2 separate regions of the Homo sapiens genome follow, and region 2 is linked to region 1. A link is a loop called in an ENCODE intact Hi-C map of the cell type or tissue named here. Cell type or tissue: heart left ventricle. All regions are shown on one strand. Each heading gives the region's core, and the rest is flanking DNA. Links, peaks and the distances in the headings are about the cores only. Region 1 overlaps FAT1 (FAT atypical cadherin 1). Region 2 overlaps FAM149A (family with sequence similarity 149 member A).

Region 1 (8,339 bases), core at 265-8,264:
TTTTACCTAAAATTTTTTTGAAACAAAAATTCTTCTTCGTATGTACAGGAATAAGACTTGAATAATGTAAAGCTTTCATAATTAACCTGTAACTGACTCTTCACTTTTGGTTTTTCCCTGAGTATGATCAAAGAAAAGGGTGTAGAGCATGGTAAAAGAATATTTTCATATTTGGTTTAGTGAAAATTATTTAATGTGAAGCTTTATCTGCTCAGAGTTGTAAGAAAGGACATTGAGCACCTTCCCCAAATTATTTTAAATTAAAATAGCCCTTTATTAGTGCACTGAAATTCATCACATGGGGAAGACACAGGCTAGTACTTTTCAAACTGTAATGTGAATCAGATCATCTGGAGGGCTGTTAAAAGCCCAATTGCTGGTTCTCAGCACCAGCATTTCTGATCCAACAGGTCTGGGTTGGGACTTTAGAATTTGCATTTTTCACCAGTTCCCAGGTAGCTCTGATGGTGCCGGTCTAGAGATCCCACTCGAGAACTGCTTACAGAGGCCATCGAGTACACAGACGTCATCATAGAGTTCGGGGGATCCTTTATGCTAGGACATGATGCTGTCAAGGTTCAGGAGGAGGGAGGATAGCTCTGGGCCCCATTTGCTATCAGGCAGAAGAGGCTTAGATACTCCAGTGTTCATGGTTATAGTTACTGATGACGCCTACACTTCTTTTCCTAAGAAGTACCATGTTTTCACTGGGCAAATCAGAAACATACCTGTATTTTGTCTAGTGAAGTTTTAGTGTTAAACTGATGACCTTCAGCATTTTAAATATTATTGAAGCTTATAGAAGCAGAATTTCAACAGTTCCTTCATTGCAGTCTCCTTCATTGACAAATATTTTTTGGCATATCCAAGAAGTGCACATGGAATTTAAAGTTGAAAGCTATTACTAGTGCCTACGTAACAAAAGTTGTTGATCTTTTTTTGTTTAAAGGAATTGCTGCTTTTGTTACTAGACTTAAAAATGATTCTGTAGATACATGTTACCTAAATGCCGGCGTATTCATGTTTTAGAGACACCACAGTCTTTTAAAATTACTGAAATTTCTAGAAGTGAACTATCAATCAAATATTTGTCCCAAATTATAACACTGTTGAATGCATAGAAAGCCTTGTTTAAAAAATCACGGATGTGACCGTTTTTCTGCTGTGATGTCTACTTTCACAGTTATTGATAGTTTCTAACAGTGCTTAACCTGCATGATCCTGTTTAATCCTCATAACAACTCTAACGGATTTTCACCCCATTTCAAAGAGAGAACCTGAAGGTTAGCCAGGGCCTGGGCAGGCGTCTCATGGCCCTAACTGATAGTGGGATTTACATGCGTTTGGTTACACTTCCTGCTGGGCTTCTGTGTATAGATGCGGGGCCCTGGCAGGGCAAGTGTAATTACAGACATGGGGTAAGTGTAGCCGTGGTCTCTTTAGGGAATGGCTCACAGTGTCAATATTAAAGCATATTCAAAATACATACAGTTTGGAGAGATCTTCAGCTTGTACATCTGTCTTTAAGTATCTAAGTTTGCCTATGAATTCCTCTGAATTTAATGTCCTTTGAAGTTGCAGTGTGCTATAAAGTGTGTGCATTATGTAGCTGTAGATGTATTTGGATTATCACCTATGTAATCTGATCAGTTTATATTTTATTAGAGCCTGTTTGTTTTGTTTTCATTATTCCTAAGGAAATTCTGTGTTTTCAGGCTGTGATTGTCAGAAACAAGGAAAAGAAAGTAATATTTGAGTTTTCTGGCCAAATTTCTGGTTCCTCATTCCGCAGTCACTTTCCTCCACTTCCATATTCCATTTTATTTGTGGTACATACATTTCTCAGCCATTTGGAATTGTCATAGATACTGGCGTAAGGACATGCTGTATGGCTGATTGGGCCTCTGTAAGCAGTTTTCATTGTTCTGTGTACTTACCTTTATTGCCTTTTCAGCCGACTGTTTTAATTACAAATGTTTTCTTTTTTTTCTACTCTGCCACCAAAAGAATCTTTGGCTGCTCCTGACCTCAGCAAACCAAGAGGTGACTTATGCATGCCAGTTATTCATTGATACTCACTAAAAACAATGGGTCAAGCCTTGCCCCAGTGCTGACTGACTACGCTGGGTCGCCCAGTGTTTGCAGCAGTAACTAAGTACACGGCTGCATGTGTGTGCGCATTGCATTTGAAGCACGGATTGCCTAACCTTCTCCCGCCTCTCCAAGGATTTTTTAAATCCTAAGGAGGAAAAAAAAAAAACTATTCCAAAATTGGAAGTTTTTTTTTAAAATAGTGGTGCTTTATATAGTCTAAAAGGATCACAGTCCTTTTGGAAGTAACACAGATTGATTGTTACAGTGTATCAGAGGCTGTGTTATAATCTTGCAACGCTTGTTCAATTGTATTTTGCTTGAATTGGCATGCTTTGATACATACCTATATTAAGTTAATTTGTTGTCTGAGGGTTAATGAAAAATAGTAATTTTAATATTAAACTTGCTACATTATTATGAAGGAAGCTTATTTTCTAAACTTTAGCATGTTAAAGGTTACTTTTATTACTTTAAAAAGTTGCATTGGCTGGGCCTGATGGCTCACACCTGTAATCCCAGCACTTCGGGAAGCTGAATTGGCAAGATTGTTTGTGGCCAGGAGTTTAAGACCAGCCTGGGCAACATAGTGAGACCCTGTCTCTATAAAAAATAGAAATGCAAAATTTTTTTAAGTTGCATTAATCAGTATTTTTTTAATGAGAAGTAGTGCAGATCAAGTGACACTGGATATTTCACTAATGTCCTGAGACTGGATCAGTACTCTTCTTCCTACAGAGCAGTGGGTTCTACAGAAGAAAAGCCAGAAGGATGGTTAGAATCATTTGTAGAAAAATGTATATAATTTAGATGCTAGCATCCCATTTCTCTTAGGACTCCTTTTGTTTCCTTGAATGTTAGTTGCGTACATAAAACTGTAAGTCCACATTTTAGAACTAGAGCCTAGTTCATAGGGGTCTTTAAACTGGAGTGGGTTGGGGGATGTCTTCAAAGCAAAGACGAGGAATTTCCAGTGGTGAACTTTGAATGAAGGCATAAATGCGGTTGCATCTTTGTGTCTTTGATACACTGAGCTCTCTTTCCATGGCACAAAAGCTTAGGAGAAAACACACTGACATCTGTTTTCTTTTCCACCAAGGGTATCACTGGGATACATCAGATTGGATGCCAAGCGTTCCTCTGCCGGACATACAAGAGTTCCCCAACTATGAGGTGATTGATGAGCAGACACCCCTGTACTCAGCAGATCCAAACGCCATCGATACGGACTATTACCCTGGAGGCTACGACATCGAAAGTGATTTTCCTCCACCCCCAGAAGACTTCCCCGCAGCTGATGAGCTACCACCGTTACCGCCCGAATTCAGCAATCAGTTTGAATCCATCCACCCTCCTAGAGACATGCCTGCCGCGGGTAGCTTGGGTTCTTCATCAAGAAACCGGCAGAGGTTCAACTTGAATCAGTATTTGCCCAATTTTTATCCCCTCGATATGTCTGAACCTCAAACAAAAGGCACTGGTGAGAATAGTACTTGTAGAGAACCCCATGCCCCTTACCCGCCAGGGTATCAAAGACACTTCGAGGCGCCCGCTGTCGAGAGCATGCCCATGTCTGTGTACGCCTCCACCGCCTCCTGCTCTGACGTGTCAGCCTGCTGCGAAGTGGAGTCCGAGGTCATGATGAGTGACTATGAGAGCGGGGACGACGGCCACTTCGAAGAGGTGACGATCCCGCCCCTGGATTCCCAGCAGCACACGGAAGTCTGACTCTCAACTCCCCCCAAAGTGCCTGACTTTAGTGAACCTAGAGGTGATGTGAGTAATCCGCGCTGTTCTTTGCAGCAGTGCTTCCAAGCTTTTTTTGGTGAGCCGAATGGGCATGGCTGCGCTGGATCCTGCGCCTCTGGACGTGCTAGCCATTTCCAGTGTCCCAACTACTGTCATCGTGAGGTTTTCATCGGCTGTGCCATTTCCCAACGTCTTTTGGGATTTACATCTGTCTGTGTTAAAATAATCAAACGAAAAATCAGTCCTGTGTTGTCAGCATGATTCATGTATTTATATAGATTTGATTATTTTAATTTTCCTGTCTCTTTTTTTTGTAAATTTTATGTACAGATTTGATTTTTCATAGTTTTAACTAGATTTCCAAGATATTTTGTGCATTTGTTTCAACTGAATTTTGGTGGTGTCAGTGCCATTATCTAGCACCCTGATTTTTTTTTTTTTACTATAACCAGGGTTTCATTCTGTCTTTTTCCACTGAAGTGTGACATTTTGTTAGTACATTTCAGTGTAGTCATTCATTTCTAGCTGTACATAGGATGAAGGAGAGATCAGATACATGAACATGTCTTACATGGGTTGCTGTATTTAGAATTATAAACATTTTTCATTATTGGAAAGTGTAACGGGGACCTTCTGCATACCTGTTTAGAACCAAAACCACCATGACACAGTTTTTATAGTGTCTGTATATTTGTGATGCAATGGTCTTGTAAAGGTTTTTAATGAAAACTACCATTAGCCAGTCTTTCTTACTGACAATAAATTATTAATAAAATACTTGAGCTTTATGCCTCTTTTTCCTTCCCATTGATACTCCTGTTCAGGATTCAGTGGCTGAGATAGAAGAATGGATGAATGGAAGGGTGGATATTGATGTATTTGCTTTTAGTGGACAAGGCGTAAATGTGAAAATCCTCTCTACCCTGACCAAAAGCCCTGCTGTCCAAGCGGAGCCAGCCACCAGGTGGCAGTATATAGCTACTTGATACGGCTCAAAACTATAGCCACAAAAGTAAAAAGCATAACTTTTTAATATTTTTAAACAAAACCAAGAAAATTTTATACATTTTTAATTAGTATGAATTTATTGGTTGTAATTTTAATGCTTACATGTTTTTCACCTTTGTCAATGTTTTATATCAAAAACAGTCTCTGTGAAGCATTATACCTTTCTGTTGTCAACTTACACAGTACTGTATGATTTAATGTGAGATCCAGAAGCTATTTTTTATATATTTTTATACAGTCAAAATCCATCCCTACTTCCAACACATTTATTGAGTACTTACTATATGCCACTATGATATGAATGACAAACAATTAAGCTTTCTTAGAACTTTGGAGAAACATGTTTTCCCTTTAAGTAAATGCCTTTTTATCAAATAATATAAATACATAGTTTAAAAACATCAAAGAGAGCTAAAATATATATAATAAAACAGCAGTCCCATGCAACCTGCTGTACCCAGTTACAACTCCTTAAGCTGTTTTTCTCATTCTTCCTTTCATATTTTCAAATGTATATATTATTCTTTCTTGAGTCACTAAATTTAGAAATTGCCTGTTGACTCCCTATGATGTTGGAGGAAGACCATGTAACCTAATAGACCTCCACTGATCTTGTTTTCCTACCATTAGTTATAATTTTTGGATTAATCCATATACAGCGTTTCCATTATTTTGATTATGTAAGTATTCACTGCTGTGCCAAGCAGTATATGATGTTTATTTTCATTTACTTAGCAACTTTCTTTTTTTAACAATTGTCTTTTTATTTTACTCATTTTTTAAACTTGTGACTATTCATGTATTCAGAAAACATTTTCCCTCAATAATACTATATTATTTTGCCTGAACAGACAGACAAAAGTCCTCCGTCATCTTGGAATTTACATTTGGTGGGGACAGGTGGTAGGAGGAGATGATCAGGAGATACATGGTAGTGTTTATAGTAGTGAGTGCTGAGGAGAGAGACTGTGATTGAGGAAGGAATGTGTGAGATTGTGATGGGAAGGGACGGGGAAGGGGTTGTGATGGGAAGGGACATTCTGAGAAGACAGGAGGCCTCAGTGGCAAGCGGCATTTGAGTCCAACCTTGAAGTTGATGAGGAAGAATACCACGTGGTTTCTCTGAGAACTGTTCCAGGCAGACAGATTAGCTGCTACTGTAAAGGGAGGAGTGTGAGAACGCCCAAGAAAAACACAAGTGCAGCCTGTCATGTACATGGTCACAGCAGGAAGTCTGTCCGCTCCTTTTTTTCCCTTGGACATTCTCCTCAGGGAACCCCTCGGCTTGGTGGCCCAGACTCCATTTTTTTGTTCTCTTCGGCATCTATAGTTGTTGTTCCGGAATATTCTCCTTACCATGGACTCTGTAATTTTCTCTTGGCCTAACTCTTGTTTTGATAGAGCATATCCTGTTATTGTCTGAGAAAGAGTTGCATGGGAAGTAATTTTTTGTGACTGTGTTTCTGAAAGTGTCTTTATTCTACTCTTGATAGATTGGGTGTAGGTTTCTGGTTTGGAGGTAAATTACATTCAGAATCTTGAAGTCATGGAACCCACTGTCTTCCAGCTTCAAATGTTAACATTGAAAAGTCCAGTGTTGTTCCTAGTCCCAGTTCATTATTCGTGGCCTAATATGACTCTCACAAATCTTTGGGGATATTCTTCTGGGGACATGCTACTTCTCTACAACATTGTGAGATTTCCTGCTGCTGTGTCTTGGCGTGGGCCTTTTCCAGGGATTGCTACTCCGTTTTTAATGAAAATCCACGTTGTGGGGACTGTTCTTGTGTTATTTCTTTGATCATTTCTTCCCTTCTGCTTTCTCAGTTCTTCGTTTAATTCTCAAAGGAGGTGATCTCAGTTCTCTTGTCAAGACTCATAACTATAGGTTGCTTGACTTGCTAAATTCTCTCATTTTTTGATTGAACTCCTATTGTCCATCTTTGTCTTATTCCCCTTCTGGGATTCATTCCACTTTTATCTTCTGTTCCTTCTGTTACCAGTTTTATTTCTGCTGTCATTTTTAATGTTTAAGAGACTGGTCTGGTCCTGACTGTCCCTTTTCTATATTACACAGGCATTTGTTCCTGTTTCGAAGCTCCCTAGTATCTCATTTTTGCTAAATGTATTTTAGAATAAGTCCTTCCATTTTGCCTGGTTTTCCCCTGGACGGCTTTTAAATATTCCTTTCAGGAGGGCTTGCTCCCCTTTCACCTTGCAGGCTTTCCTCTTGCTTGACTTGAGCCTAATGAGGCACCCAAGCTGACAGAAAGCCATGACTGTGCTCCTTAGCTCCTGGACTTCTCTGTGACATTGTGGGCCAGCTTGCTTTGTCCGTTTCTTTGTCTTATCTTTGAAGAGTTTCAGTTTCTCCCGAGGAAGGACCTTCTGTTTCCAGCCTGGGAAATATCATTGCTCTTATTTTGAAATTGGCCAGATAAGGGGACTGGAGATTTGTCATTCCCTTAGTCCTCTAGTTCTGGGTTACGAGAACATTCCTGCTTCTTTCTCTTTGTCTATTTCATCATCGAGGCGGCTCAGGATAGAGCTGAGAATCTGCATTCTAACAGCTTGAACACCGTTCAGACAGCATCCCTGCCACTCACCCCATTCTTCATTACCTTCCATGTGTGACAAAGGGGCCTGTTCCCATGGCCTCCAGGCTCTGCTGCCCGATCCTTGCATCTGCTGTAGCGTGGTTTACAGTTAACAACGCCTCTTAAAAGCATTGAAAATGGAATTGCTTTTTAACTTTTTCCCCCATTTCCTGTTTCAGATTCATTTTCCTTTTTTAAAATAATGTTTTATTTACTTAAACAGTTATTGTTTGATTGATTTTCAGGAGAAGAAGGGGCAGAATGTAGCCCTCCGCCATCTGAACCTGGAAGTCCGGAATGTGCTCACACCACCGGTTTCCAGTGTTTGGAAGAACATTGGGGTATCAGTGTTCTGTTGCTCCACAGCACATGGCCGTACATTTAGTGGCTTAAAATTACCCCCATTTATTACTTCTCATTGCATAGATCAAAACCCCCGGGCATGGCATGGCCAGGTTTTCTGCTCAGCTTCTCACAGGCTGGAATCAAGCTGTCAGCTAGGCTGTGGTTTCATCTGAGGCTGGGGAGCTCACGAGGCTCTTGGTAGAATTCAGTCCCTTGCACTTGTAGAACTGGTCTCATTTTCTTGCTAACTGTACTTGCTAACTGTAGGACAGAGGTTCCCTGTTTCTTGCTGGCTGTCCCCACTTTTTTTTTTTTTTTTTTTTTTTGACATGGAGTCTGGCTCTGTCGCCCAGGCTGGAGTGCAATGGCACAATCTTGGCTCACTGCAACCTCTGCCTCCCAGGTTCAAGCCGTTCTCCTGCCTCAGCCTCCCAAGTACCTGGGATTACAGGCACGCGCCACCGTACCCAGCTAATTTTTGTATTTTTAGTAGAGATGAGGTTTCACCATGTTGCTCAGGCTGGTATTGACCTCCTGACCTCAGATAAT
Region 2 (8,339 bases), core at 261-8,260, 440 kb after region 1:
AAGAACAAAATACGAATTTAGTACAGAGGCAGGAACTCCCCTTAGGCCCTTTTGGGCAGCCAGGGCTGGGGAACCTGGAGCCCCCAGGACCAGGGCTGCGAGGAGCCTTGTCTGCTTTTACAAGGGCACTGAACACCCTCTTCGCTGCTCCCGCACGTGCACCGCTGGCTAGGAATCCAAAAGCTCTGGGGAGTACATTACTCTCAAAAGAACAGAAATCTTTTGGGTGAGTAAAAAATACACAAAACACTTAATGAGCATACGATAACAATAAATGTCAAATAAATTAATATTATTTTATGAGGTCAATGTCAAATAAGATTCTATTTACTCCTCTTTTCTGTCAAAAGCGAAATACTCCTCAATCTTTCCATCCACATGGTAAACCTCTTCTTCCAGGGATGAACGTGCCGTTAGGTCAGCAACCCCTGTGTCATCAGGGCCTGGCAGGGCAGAGGCTGAGAGTGCTGCTGGGACTATTTGAGAGCCAGAAATGCACAACCTATGGGAAAAAAACAGATTCTACATGGGAGTTTATAGAACACCAAGAACGCAATGCTTAAACGATCATGGCGGATCTTTCAATTATCTGTAAAGTACAGAATCCCCCCCTCCCAAAACGGTTGAATATTACATTGGACAAAACTCACGTCCTTAAAAACACTTTAATACAGGCATCATTAAACATTTTAAGGGCTTCTTAAAAGCCTAAATTATTCTATGAGTTTGTACCCTCTTTGGTTGCAGTGAAAGGACTGCATTGTGTCACGGCACACCAAATATGTGTGAATGGCATAGAGTCATCAAAATCTGCTAGTGAACAGAAACGACAGGACAGAGCTTCATTTCTCCTGCTGCCACCGCCTGGAGGCTTATAATCCATCACAGTGAGGCGGTTTCCATCCTGCACCCAGTCCACCTTTCACAGCGCCTTTGGAACAAACATGGAAGGTAACTACCATGTGTGTGCATGTGTGTTCCATATATATATTACACATCTCTCTATATACACACATATACACCTATCATCAATTCAGAATCAAAAGCTTCTTATAAAAATTGTTCTCTGTACCTGCCCTTCATCAGAATCTAAATTTCCAAAATGGGTGGAGCCAAGGCTTATAGATGAGATAAACATGAAAAAGTATAACTAAAATACAGCTAACAATACTTTTTGAGAGTCACTTATCTGAACATACTCTCTGATGTTGCTGCTGTGTCCGCAGGCACTGAGCGGGGGTCTGTGGACTGCGGAGGCAGGAGTGCTGCCCTGGAAATGCTGGACGCCTTTGTCAGTGGGCAGGATCAGCTGTCTTCCTAATACTCTGCGAGGTCAAAGAGAAGCTACTGACATTTTTGATCAGACAAAGGGAAAATGTTTGGAGATTTTAAAAGTAGGAGACAATGATTTTGAAGGCATGTGTATGATAAGATGTGTATGGGAACGTGGGAAGCATCACGCATCACAGAAGTGTGACTTTGAGAGTTTAGGCCAGACTGTTCTTCCACTGACTCAGTCTCAGGCAAGGTTCTCAGGCTAATTTCATTTGTTTGTCTTTCATTTGCAAAACAGGATAATAATGGTTACCTTGCAGGGCTGATGAATGGCTTAGAGATCATATATGACAGACTCAGGTGTCTAAGGCAACACTGGGCACAAAGAAGCCCTCCATACATATTAACTAATACACAGTTAAACACAAACATAACAAGAATACAAATATATAAATATGCACACTTGGCTTATGTACCTGACAATCTTTTCCCACCTTCCCTCCATTTCTATCAATGATGTAAGACAGCAGTGACAAGAATAAGTGTGAGCTCCCGAATTTCTGGTGAGTGATCATCCCCAGAAAAGTGAGTATCCACAACTAGTATCTAGTGGACATATCATACTCTTTAGGGCAGGTGGCTTATTAAGGGTTGAAAAGAAAAAAAAAAACAACCCTAGTTGGTCAAGATTTCTGTAAAAGTTACCTAGTGAATGTAACCAGGAAATCCAGCCACATTTACATGAGTGTTCTGATTCATTCTCCCCAGACAGAATCCACAGGAACTCAGGTAACTTTGATAAACTGTCCCCCAGTACGTTGGCTGAGTGACTGAAAGATAAGCTTGCCTTTGGCCGGGCGCGGTGGCTCATGCCTGTAATCCCAGCACTTTGGGAGGCTGAGGCGGGCGGATCACGAGTTCAGGAGATCAAGACCATCCTGGCTAACACGGTGAAACCCCGTCTCTACTAAAAATAAAAAAAATTAGCCGGGCGTGGTGGCAGGTGCCTGTAGTCCCAGCTACTCGGGAGGCTGAGGCAGGAGGATGGCGTGAACCAAGGAGGCTGAGATTGCAGTGAGCTGAGATCGCGCCACTGCACTCCAGCCTGGGCGACAGAGCAAGACTCCATCTCAAAAAAAAAAAAAAAAAAAAAAAGCAAAAAGAAAAGAAAAGCTTGCCTTCATACCCAATCCATATTCTCCATCTTTGATATGAAAAGTAACACATGCTCCTCCCTACATAAGGAATGGGTGAGATGGGAAGACCCATCTATCCAGCCGTTCAGCAAATCATCTCTGCCCACCCTCGCTGTGTTCTGTGATGAAGACAGACATGTGCTGCTCACACACAGTGAATGTGAAGGTAAGAGGTGGCCTCCACCATTCTTGCATTCGTATATGTGTCATGCCCTTCTCAGGATGGCCTGAATTTGCTTCTCACAAATTAAAAGGCGCTTGAGTACTGGAATGTCTCAGTATTTCCTCAGACGCCGTAAGAGGAAAGTGATCTCTCAGTGAAGGACTGCGCTCTGCATCCATATTCTGACTGGGCAGGCACTTTCACACCAAATGTACTGAATGTATCGAGGCAGGTCAGGGGTGGGTGCTTGGAAAACCCACCCCAGAGAACTTCCACCACCAAGGTCCCACCTCAAATGGAGGGATCTTCTTGTCCACTCCCCGCATTCGGCCAGCAGACTCTGGGTCTGAGGGTTCACTTTCCCTTCAAATAACATTTCCTCCACCTCCCAGAGTAACCGCTGCACTGACTGTGAACTGGCTTCGTCAAATTCCTAAACAGAAATGCACACTTGGTTACAACACTGCAAGTTACAGAACTGCGGGCTTCTGGATCAACGCTACTTATACATTTACTGTCACCCACTATGTAGGAGGGTGCATCACTTGGTAAAAAGATGGTGGCTTTGCAGTCAGACACACCTGTGCTCTAGCTGTTACCTTTCTGAGAAATGCCATCTCATTCTGAGCCTCGGATTCTTTTACTGTTAAATAGAGAAAACTTCTGCCACGGAAGTTATGAGACTCAAGAATTTGCATAGATAGAGGTATAGATGGACGTGTTCATACTGCCACAGACATCAGCGTAGACACACAGACACGTCCACATCTGTATGTCTGCAAACACAGGCAGCTCCTCACAGAGCTGTGCCTGACACACCTAAGCACACCTGCAAAATACAAGATTTTTTTTTCTTCTGGTGATACCACAGAAAAGAAAATTACTTTTGTAGAAAAGGCCATTAATCTCCTTAAATCAATGAACTGGAAAAAAAAATCCTTAGTTATCCTAAGAAGTGTGGTTATTAGGGTGAGGCCTGAGTATTAATGGAAGTTATACGAATTTCCCTGGTAATTCCATTAAACGTTGTACTAAAAGAATCCTAGAATTTGGACAGAGTAAAGCAGTGGTGCTCAGCCTTCTACCAAGGAAGGCGGGCTTGAGGGATGGTGGTGAGTGGGCGTAAGGGAGAGGAAGGAGGCAGCTGCCCCTAAGTAAGGGAGCTGCGTGCGTGAAAGGTCCTCCTAGCAGTGCTGAGCTGAGTCCCTTTCAGACCCCCTCGGTGCACCTGCCCTGCCGGCTCCCCTGAGAATCACAGCTGCACAGCTGCGGACAGAAGCGGATTCCCATGTGCAGTGGGAGTGGGGAACCACTTTTAAAGAAAGCAAAGAGGCTGGGCGCAGTGGCTCATGCCATGGGAGGCCCAGGCAGGCGGATCACAACGTCAGGAGTTCGAAACCAGCCTGGCCAACATGGTGAAACACCGTCTCTACTAAAAATACAAAAATTAACTGGGCATGGCGGTGCACACTTGTAATCCCAGCTACTCGGGAGGCTGAGACAGGAGTATTGCTTGAACCTGGTAGGCGGAGGTTGCAGTGAGCCGACATGGCACCACTGCACCTCAGCTTGAGTGACAGAGCAAGACTCTGTCTTAAAAAAAAAAAAGAGAGAAAAGGCCGGACGCGGTGGCTCACGCCTGTAATCCCAGCACTTTGGGAGGCCGAGACGGGCGGATCACGAGGTCAGGAGATCGAGACCATCCTGGCTAACACGGTGAAACCCCGTCTCTATTAAAAATACAAAAAATTAGCCGGGCGTGGTGGTGGGCGCCTGTGGTCCCAGCTACTCGGGAGGCTGAGGCAGGAGAATGGCGTGAACCCGGGAGGCGGAGCTTGCAGTGAGCCGAGATCGCGCCCCTGCACTCCAGCCTGGGCGACAGAGCGAGACTCCGTCTCAAAAAAAAAAAAAAAAAAAAAAAAGAGACAGAGAGAGAGAGAAAGCAAGCAAGCAAAAAACAACAACAACAACAACAAAACACCCAGCATAAACGAGGTAAAACAGAACACCCAAGGTGCTGCAGCCAGGTGGGCCTTAAAAAGGAGGGCTGTGTCCTGGGATCCACGGAGACCCTTGGAGGGAGGGGGAGGGAGGAGACTGGAGCCAGTGAGCTCCTGAGCAAGCTGGAGCAGTGGAGGCAGAGCTCGCCCAGCCAGAATCCCAGGCTCACACAGACAAAAGCAGTTCAGAGGCAACAGCGCCCCCAGCGGTAGGGGGTGAAGGTGAAATATCCGACTGGGAATACTGGCGGGGAGTTCTCTAATCACAGTGGCTGCCACAGCTTTTACTTTTCCAGCATTTCTTTCTTATTCAAGTCCTGAATTTCCGGCCATGGATACCATCCAAGAAGTCACAAGGAGCACACACCCGGAGAGCCGGCTGCAGGGTGGAAACAAGAAAACTGCGGGCAGCTAAGACGGGGCCAGAAGGTCACGAGGGAGTTCTGTTTTCCTCCACGGTTCGTGATCTATTATTTTCACATGTAACATGTACATGCTTTTACATGTATGTACATGTATGTATGCAATAGGTCATGCTTTTATAATTGGTAAAAATAATTTTGAATATAAGGAAGCAACTCTTCACTATAAACTGTAATTACAAGATTATCCAAAATATTCTGAGACATACGTCATCTCTCCAGGAATAAACGGAGCCCCTCTCCGTGGATGAGCCGGTGGTAGAGCTCTGTGTGGCCGACCCAGACCAAGAGGTGTGGGCTCCCGTGGGTGTATGGCTTCCGCTGGAGGAAAAGGATGACAAGGATTTGCTGCAGGAATGAACATGAGCAAAGAAATCACATTTGCTGGAAGGGCTTGGATGGCTAAGTGGCTTCACTTTTCTGAGCCTGCTTCCTCTTTCTTTCATTAAATATATTTATTAATTTCACAGTATACTAATTTTGAAATATTTTTACAGTGTGATGTTTACACTAGGTTAAAAATAAAACTGCATCTTACTTTTAGAAATTCATGGCCAGTCACTAACTTCCTTCCCACATTTGTTACGGGCATTTTGTGATTTTGTAATCTGAAGCAAGGTGAATTCTTACCAGGTATATTTATCAATGGCTTTCTGCACATTTCTTGTAAAATGCGTAGGTAAAGAATCTTTGCTCCTCACAGTAAAACCGTGCCTTCTACGTCCTTCTGACAGTCCTCTTCTGGAAATAAAATAAAACATGACGAGTCTCCCTAATGTAATAATATAGTTTTATTCATTAAGACTTTTAAAATTTCTCTTTTATACAAAGTTGCTCCTCTCGTTCTGCCACATCCCTCCAAACCCACCTGTGCATGAGCGCACACACACACACACACACACACACACACACACCCCATCCTGATGAAACTGAGACTTAGGATGTCATCATTTTTCTTTTTCTTAAAATCAAGGTTGCCATTAACCTATATGTACCTTTATGTGAACTGAAGACAACATCAACTTTTTGTGACTCAGCCAGAGAAGGAAAAGTTGCCCCAAACAGTTCACAGTATTTCAGGGATTTCAGGTCCCAGTTGTCCCTTGACCAGGGACAAGGGACTTACTTACAAAACCCAACCACTCCTCCAGTAAAAAAATCATTAATCCCATATTAATTAAGAAACATCAAATTCTTTAGACTCAGAAGCCACACAGACACCTAACTTGCTTTAATCTAGCATTGCTGTTTGTGGGTATACTGAGTTTTCAAGAGTTAGAAGATATTAAAATTTAATGAAGAACTAAAACAGAAGAAATATCTAGATGTTAAATAAACTATTAAGCCTAACTGGTGTAGCACAGTTCCTGTTAATCATTGAAATGTCCTTTCAATGAACCGCTTAAAACATTTACTTCCTCTAGTCAAAATATCTTCCTGATGTTTAATAATCAACAACTTCTGTTCTTCAATAGAAATCTTATTTTCCCTTACAAATAAAACATATATTAACATAAGATATGGTCATGAATCAGGAAAAACTTCAACTTTCAATATTTCTAGTTAGAACACCACTCTAAAATGCATTTTTAAAAAGTTTGCTTTTGCTTTCGATTATAAGGCTACCTAATTGATCTCAGCTCACTGCAACCTCCACCTCCTAGGTTCAAGTAATTCTCCTGCCTCAGCCTCCTGAGTAGCTGGGATTACAGGCGCCTGCCACCACGCCCAGCTAATTTTTGTATTTTTAGTAGAGACAGGGTTTCACCATGTTAGCCAGGCTGGTCTCGAACTCCTAACCTCAAGTGATCTACCCGCTTCGGCCTCCCAAAGTGCTGGGATTACAGGCATGAGCCACCACACCCAGCCAACAAAGAGAATTTTTAAAACAAAGTAATTACCATGTACAGATTGGCGAGAACATCTACCTTCCATAGATACGTCTCATGCAAGAGAGAATAATAGAATTATATGATTGTTTTTATTCTCTTTGTTGCTTAGGTATCTTACGGACAACCAGGTAACTCTGAGGATAAAGATGTTAAAGAAAGGGCCCCAGAGAAAAGAATAAAGGACACGCTTTATGCTGACAAACTGCTTTACCTTTAGCCCTCTTCAGTTGCTTTCAAGCCATTAATTATTTCTTGTTTACATGTGACTCAGTAACTTTTTAGGTAAACATACAAATACTAATGACATAAAATAACAACTAAAAGTTACATCAAATAGATTTGTTTTGAACACTAAGAAAAACATACTGGTATAGGAGTTAATATATGACTGAGAAATAATTTTAAAACTCAGCATGATGAATTAGCTAAAACATTGTTCTTTTGTGATACATATCTACAGAATAATAATGGGGGGTTCAAATTTGCTCTGCCACTGAGGCTTTAAGCAAGTTAACTTTTCCTCTCCTGAATTCAGTGTCCACATCTGTAGATAAAGTATATGAAGTGTCAGTCAGTGCTACATAAATCGGGTTTACCTGCTCACTGCTATTATTATTGTTATGTTATTATTATTACTTGACACAGGGTCTTGCTTTGCTCCACAGGCTAGAGTGCAGTGGCAGGATCACAGCTCACTGTAAGCTCGACCTCCAGGCCTCAAGTTATCCTCCCACCTTCAGCCTCTCTAGTAGCTGGGACTACAGGTGTCTACCACCATGCTTGGCTAACTTTTTAATGTTTTGTAGAGATGGGGTCTCACTATATTGCCCAAGCTGGTCTTGAACTCTTGGGCTCAAGTGATCCTCCTGCCTTGGCCTCCAAAACTGCTGGGACTATAGGCATGAGCCACCGCACTGTCCTCTCACTGCTATTATCATCATCACCTGCTACTCTACGAAGATGCTGTGTTCTTGTTTCTTTGGACCTCCCATAGCATTTTGTATTATATAGATCTTTTCACATTTTAACTTTTTGTTGTGACCTTGACACCTTATTCATCTTTTAAGCTAAGCACCTGAAATAACACTCGTCACACAAAAGATGCCCTCGGTTGAAAGACTCAAACGGCGAAGACGAAATTAGCAACTCAAATGCGGAACTCATTTTCACTACAGAATTACTCTGAATGTTTATGCCTGAAACATAGGATTACATCGTGACCTGACATGAAAATATTCCCCAGATTCAAGACACTATTGGATAACGTTTTACTCGTTAAAAAGTCACAGCTCTTCTTTGGGCAGCTGATATTCCCCCAAATGGTTTTCACCGCCAAACGGAGCATCTGCTCTGCTCAAGACGGTCTATCCTGCTTCTAGCTCCTCCTCCTG

Evidence for each region. Peaks named below come from ENCODE experiments on the same cell type or tissue, not always from the same donor. Only the 100,000 strongest peaks of a DNase experiment are listed, where the experiment ranks them.
Region 2: it touches region 1 in a loop (5-fold over the local background); 4 of 110 quality-filtered maps call a loop at or near these places.

Annotation. Positions count from the first base shown.
Region 1 is chr4:186,584,072-186,592,410 of GRCh38, reverse strand. It overlaps FAT1 (FAT atypical cadherin 1), which reads left to right. Exons shown (of 27, transcript NM_005245.4): 27 at 3,191-4,617. The coding sequence ends at 3,819. Among named protein-coding and RNA genes, the nearest start is that of MTNR1A, 33 kb to the right of the region's middle. RefSeq lists enhancers at 3,069-4,268, 7,342-7,511. In heart left ventricle, for the core only: CTCF peaks have their summits at 4,602 and 4,802 (motif pointing right); DNase peaks (open chromatin) are centred at 3,658 and 4,810.
Region 2 is chr4:186,146,631-186,154,969 of GRCh38, reverse strand. It overlaps FAM149A (family with sequence similarity 149 member A), which reads right to left. Exons shown (of 14, transcript NM_001395294.1): 2 at 5,687-5,797; 3 at 5,266-5,404; 4 at 2,925-3,067; 5 at 1,200-1,325; 6 at 332-502. Among named protein-coding and RNA genes, the nearest start is that of FLJ38576, 41 kb to the left of the region's middle. RefSeq lists a silencer at 4,837-5,032 and an enhancer at 5,051-6,250. In heart left ventricle, for the core only: CTCF peaks have their summits at 4,633 and 4,836; a DNase peak (open chromatin) is centred at 4,809; H3K4me3 peaks cover 803 bases.